Linked DNA regions of Homo sapiens: region 1 is linked to region 2. The links are chromatin contacts, found by Hi-C or POLR2A ChIA-PET in ENCODE. All regions are on one chromosome and are shown on one strand. The core of a region is the stretch at or near the end of the contact, and the rest is flanking DNA. Distances in the headings are between cores, read along the strand shown. Region 1 overlaps ARHGEF28 (Rho guanine nucleotide exchange factor 28). Region 2 overlaps ARHGEF28 (Rho guanine nucleotide exchange factor 28).

What was found. Hi-C counts contacts between places; a loop is a spot of excess contacts on that map. ChIA-PET counts read pairs that join two places held with the same protein, here RNA polymerase II (POLR2A). Pooled maps may share reads with other maps.
Region 1: a loop to region 2 is called in a map of GM12878, with 2.4 times the contacts of the local background. The contact joins two enhancer-like sites. A Hi-C loop is called at or near these places in 5 of 168 maps with a recorded cell type or tissue (CD8-positive, alpha-beta T cell, GM12878, PC-9 and 2 more), 21 of 37 single-sample maps with no recorded cell type and 10 of 50 pooled maps. POLR2A ChIA-PET finds 5 or more read pairs at or near these places in 7 of 52 experiments (A549, GM12878, H1 and 4 more).

The regions. Positions count from the first base shown.
Region 1 is chr5:73,652,831-73,656,401 of GRCh38, reverse strand. The region is part of intron 1 of ARHGEF28 (Rho guanine nucleotide exchange factor 28); the gene reads right to left. Among named protein-coding and RNA genes, the nearest start is that of ARHGEF28, 28 kb to the right of the region's middle. Within about 2 kb of position 2,166, at least 6 of the 41 ENCODE cell types and tissues checked have a DNase peak (open chromatin) inside an H3K27ac peak, as active enhancers do.
Region 2 is chr5:73,691,711-73,695,254 of GRCh38, reverse strand. All of the region lies in intron 2 of ARHGEF28 (Rho guanine nucleotide exchange factor 28), which reads right to left. Among named protein-coding and RNA genes, the nearest start is that of ARHGEF28, 67 kb to the right of the region's middle. RefSeq lists an enhancer at 1,149-1,773. Within about 2 kb of position 1,539, at least 7 of the 41 ENCODE cell types and tissues checked have a DNase peak (open chromatin) inside an H3K27ac peak, as active enhancers do.

The DNA.
Region 1 (3,571 bases), core at 917-3,416, 39 kb after region 2:
GATAGGGAATGACACAGATGGTACAGATTTGGGAAAGGAAACCAGGAATTCTGTTTTGGATGGAAATCAGTAACTCAGTAAGTTTGAGGTGTCCACATGTGGCGAGCTGCCTCCTGGATACCAAGATATACAGATCTGGGCTTTATTCTGCCCACCAAATCCTTTACTGAGGTACTCTCTTGCCAAAGCACACGTAGGAACAAGAAAAGAGGTAAAAAGGAGGAAGATTAGAGACCATTCTCGCCCTTAAGGATGTTGAAATCTGAGAAGGGAAGAAGGGAGGCTTTTCGGCACCTATTGCAGAGCCTGAGCTGGAACAGCAGGTGCTGCCTTGCTCATCTGACACTTGGAAAGGTATCAGCAGCAAAACAAGATGGGGACATTCAAAAACTGGTTCTTAGAAACAAAAACATACTGCCATGTTGACCATCTGGTTCCTGGCTACAGCAGACAAAACACTTAGTGACAACATAAGAAAATGAAACCACATCAACCATTTTGTGAGAAAACCGCCCCCAAACTCTTCCCTTTTACAGTTCAGTTCTCCGGGTAGAATTTGGCCTTCAGGGCTATTTTCTTTGGAAATCATGATTATTTTCCAAAGAAAAACATGTTCAGGTTTTCTAATGGTCAAGGAAGAGGGCTAGACTAAGAACTGGGCGGCCCAAATTACCCCTGGCTCCCTGTGGACCAGCCCAACCCTGCTGTGCCTCGTGACTTGGTTTCTCAATGTGTAAATACTGCCACAGGGAAAAGAATATTTTCCACTGCCTACACACAGAACTTTGTTGAGGGTTAATGAATTAGTGTGTATAAAATACTATGAGCTACTCAAATAAAGGGACAATGAAATTCTATTCTTAGTGTTAAGGACAGAGCAATTTTAACCCTCTTCTTACAAACCCCACTGGAAATTAGACTAAGATACCAGGAGTTCTCTTGCATGGGCCTATGCAGATAAAAGGAGATAATGTGTTAAAGGTCTCTGTGAAGTACAGTTCCAATGTAAGGATATGTAGAAATAATTTCTCAAGATAAAACACAATATTAAACAGGTCAAAAATCATTAAAAACTACCAAGAAGCTGTCACTCTTGTAAGTCTCCACATAAAGGTTAAACATGTTGACCTGTGAACCATAGTTAGGCCAAACTCCTAGTTGTTGTGCAAGCTCAGAGCATGACAAACCCAAGGAGAAAATATGGACTTTTGTTCAAGAGCCATAGAATTGAGCACATTGTAAAAGCTGTCCATGAAAAGAGCTTTGTTGAAGGCGTTATTCCTCATTTTCTAAATGCTGTCCAGCTCCACTAAATGGTGACAATTAACATTGAAGTGAATAGGCCACTGTACAGATTCTATTCATAATCCAAATAGACAGTTTTCCTTGCCCAATGAGATTTTACATTAGTATTCAAACAACCTTTCATTTTGTCTAAATCCTGGCTCAGAACATGCCAAAGACCAGATGAATGCACCATCTGGAGGCAGAATCTCTCCCTGACAGAGCAAGGATGTGCTTAGATTACTGTGAACGTCAGGTTTTCACATGCCTTGACTTTTCATTTCAGAAAAAAAAGGAGTGGTAACTAGAAAATGATCAGACACACAAGGGGTAGAAACAAGCAATGAGCTAAACCTGACACCATGATGAATCTGTATCTGGATGAAAGAGATGACTGAGTTCATTCTGGCAGCATTTCACTGGGTGGGCCAGCATAATTATGCCACTGTGTTCACCTGAGGCAAGAAAAGTCTGATGACTTCCCCAAGGTCAATGAGTTCTAATCCCCATCTGCTAATGACTCATGGTGAATTCCAGATTTCTGGTTCCGTGTTTACTGCACACAGACACTAATCTCCTGACTGGTCCCCCCACTTTCAGACTTTCAGCCCCAGCTCTCTCCAGGCCATGAGGCCCACGACTAAAGATTCAGCTTCTAAAAATGCTGCTCTGGGTGCCTAGCCCACTCCCCTACTGCCAATCTCTCAGTGGCTCCTAGAGAGGAAAGGCCTCTCCCTGTACCTGCCATTTGAGGCTGGTGTTGAGAGCCCCTCGAGTGCCTCAGGCCATGCTTCCTTCCTGGTTTCTCCAGAGCAGACATTTATGGGGTTCTGGTTGTCTGGCATCCTTCCCTTTTTTCTGCTAGCACCTGGATCTCCCTTCTGGGGAAATCCCCCATTGTGAATAGCACTGACAGGAAGTAGGATCCCATTGTCCTTACAGAAGCCAATGGGATTTCATTGTCCCTCTCCCTGCCCCAGTGCAGCCAGGGGCTGGTACATGACTAGGATGCTTAAGCAGGGGTCCACTCTTAAGCAGATAATAACTTAAGCACCCTAACTTAAGGAGAGAAGTTAGGGTGATATTTAGACACCAAAAAGTCTATTTATGTTGTTTGCACCCAAAATGGCTGAAGCACTCTATGACTGAGGCCCCTTTCTTTCATACACCTTTTCTATGCAAACTCATTCTACCCAGGGTGGCCGATTGAGTATCCCTGCATACCACATATACACTTCCACCTCTGTGCTATCTTCCTGGAAAACACAGAGTAGAAGTGCCATGACGGGGGGGAACAGAGGGCAGGAATGCCAAACCTGGTCCAAGGGCTGGAAAGGAGCTGTAGGGGAAGCCCAGAGGAGACTGGATGTTGTGCTTAGTTTTGATGGATGAACACAGTTAGCTAGGCTAAAGGGAAGGACAGATAGGGGCTATAGAGAGGAGGCACATTTCAGCACCTTCCAGCACATGCATGGAGCACAGAGAACATGTGAAACTCTGTGCAGGAGTTGATATTCCTTCCATGTAGCTATGTGCAAGACACAAGGAGGCAGAAGCTGAGACGAGAGACATAAGCAAGGGTCTCCTCACTAGGCACCTTGCATGCTGCACTGAGGACAGGAATCTCCATCCCGAAGTTAAGAGAGCCTTAGAAGAAGCATAAGCATATATCCTCAAACTCCTACCAGAGATCAAACTTCTGCTTTTCCTAATTAGTTTCTTGAAATTACTAATATTCACTCAATATACTCGATATACAGACACCTCCATAAAATACGGTGTAATATTCAGCCAAGACACTTGCTTTGAACTCATTCCAAAATAATTTAATTTTGTATATGTAACCTGAAAATCAACCCCTCACATCGCTGAGCAAAGCAAGAAGTAGAAGTAGCTGCAGTGTGCCCAAGTGTCAGGTGTGGGAAGAACCAAGGCAAGAAACAGTCATGCACACTTGGAGCAGGGCCCCTCACTCTGCCTCTAACTGGATGTGTGGCGCTGGGCAAGTTGTTTAACCTCCTTAAGCCTCAGTTTCCTTATCTGTAAAATAGAGCTATTGACCAACAGCTACAAGACCATTAGGCTGATGATGCCAAATGTATGTAAAGTACCTGATACACATTAACTACACACTGACGGCATCTTTCTTTCCAAGAAGTAGTTCCCTTAACAATGGAAGATGTGTCCCTTGCACCCTGAGGCATCACTGAAAAACCAATGGTCCAGGAATGAGGAGATTTGGGTTCCTCCATCTGCCCGTTTTCTAACTGTGTGATACTGAGAGGTC
Region 2 (3,544 bases), core at 290-2,789:
AAAGTACACTTTTTAAACATAAATCAAATCATGCAACTCCCCCACCAACCTATGGGCATGACCTGGCCCCTCCCACCTCTCTGACCTGTCTCCTCTCCTCTCCCCTCCCTCACAATGCAAGGGCCATGCTGGCCTTTTGTTGTCCCTCAAATACAAAAAGTTCATTTCCACTCCAGGGCCTTCGTGCTTTCTGATCCCTCTACTAGACTGCTCTCCAGGAGATCCCAGAGAGACTAATGACACACACACACAATTCTCTGCCATGTCATAGCCTTGTATTGTCCTAACCCATACTACCATCTGAAATTCTTATTTGTTTATTCGTTTACCTACTTACTTTCTGTCTCCTACTCCCAAGTGCATTCTGCGAGAGCAGGGACGTGAGACCTTGTTTCTCACTCTCTGCTCTTACAGTGCATGGCACTAAATGGGGACTTGAGAAAATAAACACCTTAGATTAAGCAAGAGCAAACTTAGTGACCTTCATAAGATCCGTTTTGATAAAAGTAACAGCATCAAGATATGGAGAGGAAAAGAAGGCAAGAGCTAGAGACACTTATTTAAAACATGCACACCCTCCTCAGGTGTAAGCAGGAGGAACTGCTGAGAAGGTAGTATAGCTAAATCACATCTTCTATAAGGGCTGCCTTTCTGGAATATGGAAATAAAACATTTTACCTGGATCACGTTATTTCTTTTACTGAGGCTTCTCCCAGAGAAAACTCTAACCCATTTCCATCATGCCTAAAATCCTTACTTAGATGGTAAAACATTTTAAAAACTCAAACAGAACAAAAATATCGGCTACTTCAAGTTCTTTATTAAAAATACAGGCTGCACACCACCCAAATTGTGGGAGCTGTCACTGAAATACAGGAAGTGAGGCAGCATCAGACTTTAAGCACACTTGGCACTTACTTACCCACGGACCTGAAACTCACACCCACTAAGAAATTTCTTCAAAGCTGGGTGCTAGGCTGACTCTTCCTGTGGTCTTCTGTAGTTGTATATTCACCTTTGGGCCTTTCCCCAGAAGCTTATCATCTCAGTTGTGACAGTAGGAGGGGGCACCATAAAGTGGCATTGTATTGAGAGAAGAGGGAACTGTTTCTTTCAAAATGTGAAATGGGATGAAGCTAATGGAGGATTTGTAAAATGTTTGTAAGTCAAAGGTTTTGCTAAAGTCTGAGAAGCTTTTCCTCTCTGCTCCTGCCAGAACTACCAAGCAATCTCCTGCAGCAGCTAAGGAGCTTCAGACTTCCCAGGAACTGACATCTCGTGGCTGCTGGCCAGGCTGGGTAAAACAGTTACCATGGTCCTCTCTTTGCTCTATGGCTAGAACTGCTGCTTTGGAATTTGTTTGCCCCCTCAGAAGGAAAACAGGAGACAAGGCAAAGAGATAAAAGCAAGGCCATTCAGAGAGGATAGGAAAAGGTCAAGTTAAGTTAGTAGAAAACAAAAGCCAGCAAAGAAAACCAACTTCAGGGAGCACAGATTAACTGACAATGGCAGAAACACCCCAGCAGGTGGCAATCCTCTGAGATGCACATGCTGCTGTGTTTTAAATAAAGACACAAGTAAAGTTAATATAATTCGCTAAAAACAAATTTGCACAAAGTAAACACGTGATCTAGAAGTTGCATTCAGGCAAAAGCCCTGCCCGATTCCATTGGCTAAGCTAGACTTAGCTGTACTAACCTGTTTTGAAAGACACCCTTACCTACCACCCTCTGACACCTGAGCTAATGAAAATTTCTATTATTTTGAGCTGGGAAGAACTGAATGGAGCAAATGACCATCAATTAATAGGTCTGGCTTCTTGTGAGCAAATGAGCTTCAGAAGGTCAGGGCTTGCCTAGACATAGTTACCAGCAGCATCCTCTAGTGAGATAAAAGAAAAGAGAGACCCTTTAATTTAAGGTCCATGAAGGAGCCCCATTCATGTCAGAAAGCTCAAAGGCAGTTGCAGGACAGGAAAGGATAAAATGGTGCCTTTGAGTACTTGGTCAATGAGGAAATGGAGATGTGGCAGAGCAGTGGGGAAGGTCGTTACCAGTGAAGGTCGGAAAACCCCAGGCTTATTGTGGGATCTGCCACTAACAAATTTTCTGAGTCAAAAAAAATTATTCTTATGACTTCTAATAGAGCATTTTAAAATCCAGAGTGTCAAACCAGCTGAGTTAACTTAGTCAAGCCAGTCAATCTCCCTCTTGGAGACTAATCTCCTCATCAGCAAAGTGAGGGTGCCCAGGCAAAGGTCCCCAAGATGCCCTCATAGACTAATATTTCGAGTTGATGGGCATGAGGCCAGTCATAGGTAGCCCACTGGGGGATGGAGGGCCACCAAGAGAGAAGGGCAGTGTCTGGAGGACAGGATTTCCTTCCACAGGACCCAAAAGCCACAGGGAATCTGCAGGGATCCGGAAGAAGGCCCCTGCTGGGTGACCCCAGAACAAAGCCACCAAGTCACTTACTACCTCAATAAGAAGCTGCTTCCCTGAGCTGGGGAAGAGTCCATCCAGACAACTTGGGCCCTGTCCTCCGGCCCTCCCTGCAGAAGGCTGGGACCAAGGGGAGCATGCTCCACCAAGTATTCATGGAAGCTATACCAACATCCAGAAATTAGAAAAGGCTGAATAGGATAGAGTTTCCCCCACTACCTCTAGACATCAGATTATACCTTCAACACCCACAATGAGCCCAGCAGCAACCAACATTCTTGGGACCAAACACAGCAGGAGACAGTGACTCAGAATAAAAGAATAATATAAACATAAAATGCTAAGGGAATAGCGAAGTATCTTAGATCCAGCTGGAAACAAGCTACTGAAGCAAAAAACTCCCACTGCCCAAATGGTTATACAATTTGCAGCCTCCAGAGAAAAAAGTGATTACACTCTTCTCAGTCAGTGGCTATGATTAACATGTCTGCACAGCACCTCAGAAGGGTGGAAGGGAGCAAGAGCCCACACACACAGTCTCACACATGCACCCTCTGCAGATGTTAAAAAAAATCTCCACGGATTAGTCAAATTCTGACTAATAGATGCTCATATTAGTCAGAATTTGAGAAATGGGAGAAATAAAGGACACTTCTAACCCTTCACCAACTTAATCAACATACAAAATTTAACATCCCTCCTTTCTTTGCACAATGAAAATGAGAACATAATCCCCAGCTACATAATTATCAGTTATTAAAGCTAAAGAAATAGACATTAAATATTTCTGAAAGTTGCTGAATAAAATGTCAACTATTAGATCTCATTTGCAAAGCAATCCACTAAAATTTAAAATATGTATGCCCTTCATCCAGCAATTCTACTCCTAGGAATCTATCCCATAGAGATGAAAGTATCAACATATAAGGACATATGGACAGGATGTCTGGTGAATAATTGTTCATGATTGCCAAGAACTGAAACAAAGTGAATGGCCATCAATAGGGAATGAGCTTGACCCATACCTATTCATTAATTAGAGTGAGTTTGAGCTATGTCTGATGGCTTATAGGAGTTTATACAAAGTATCACTGAGTTGGAAA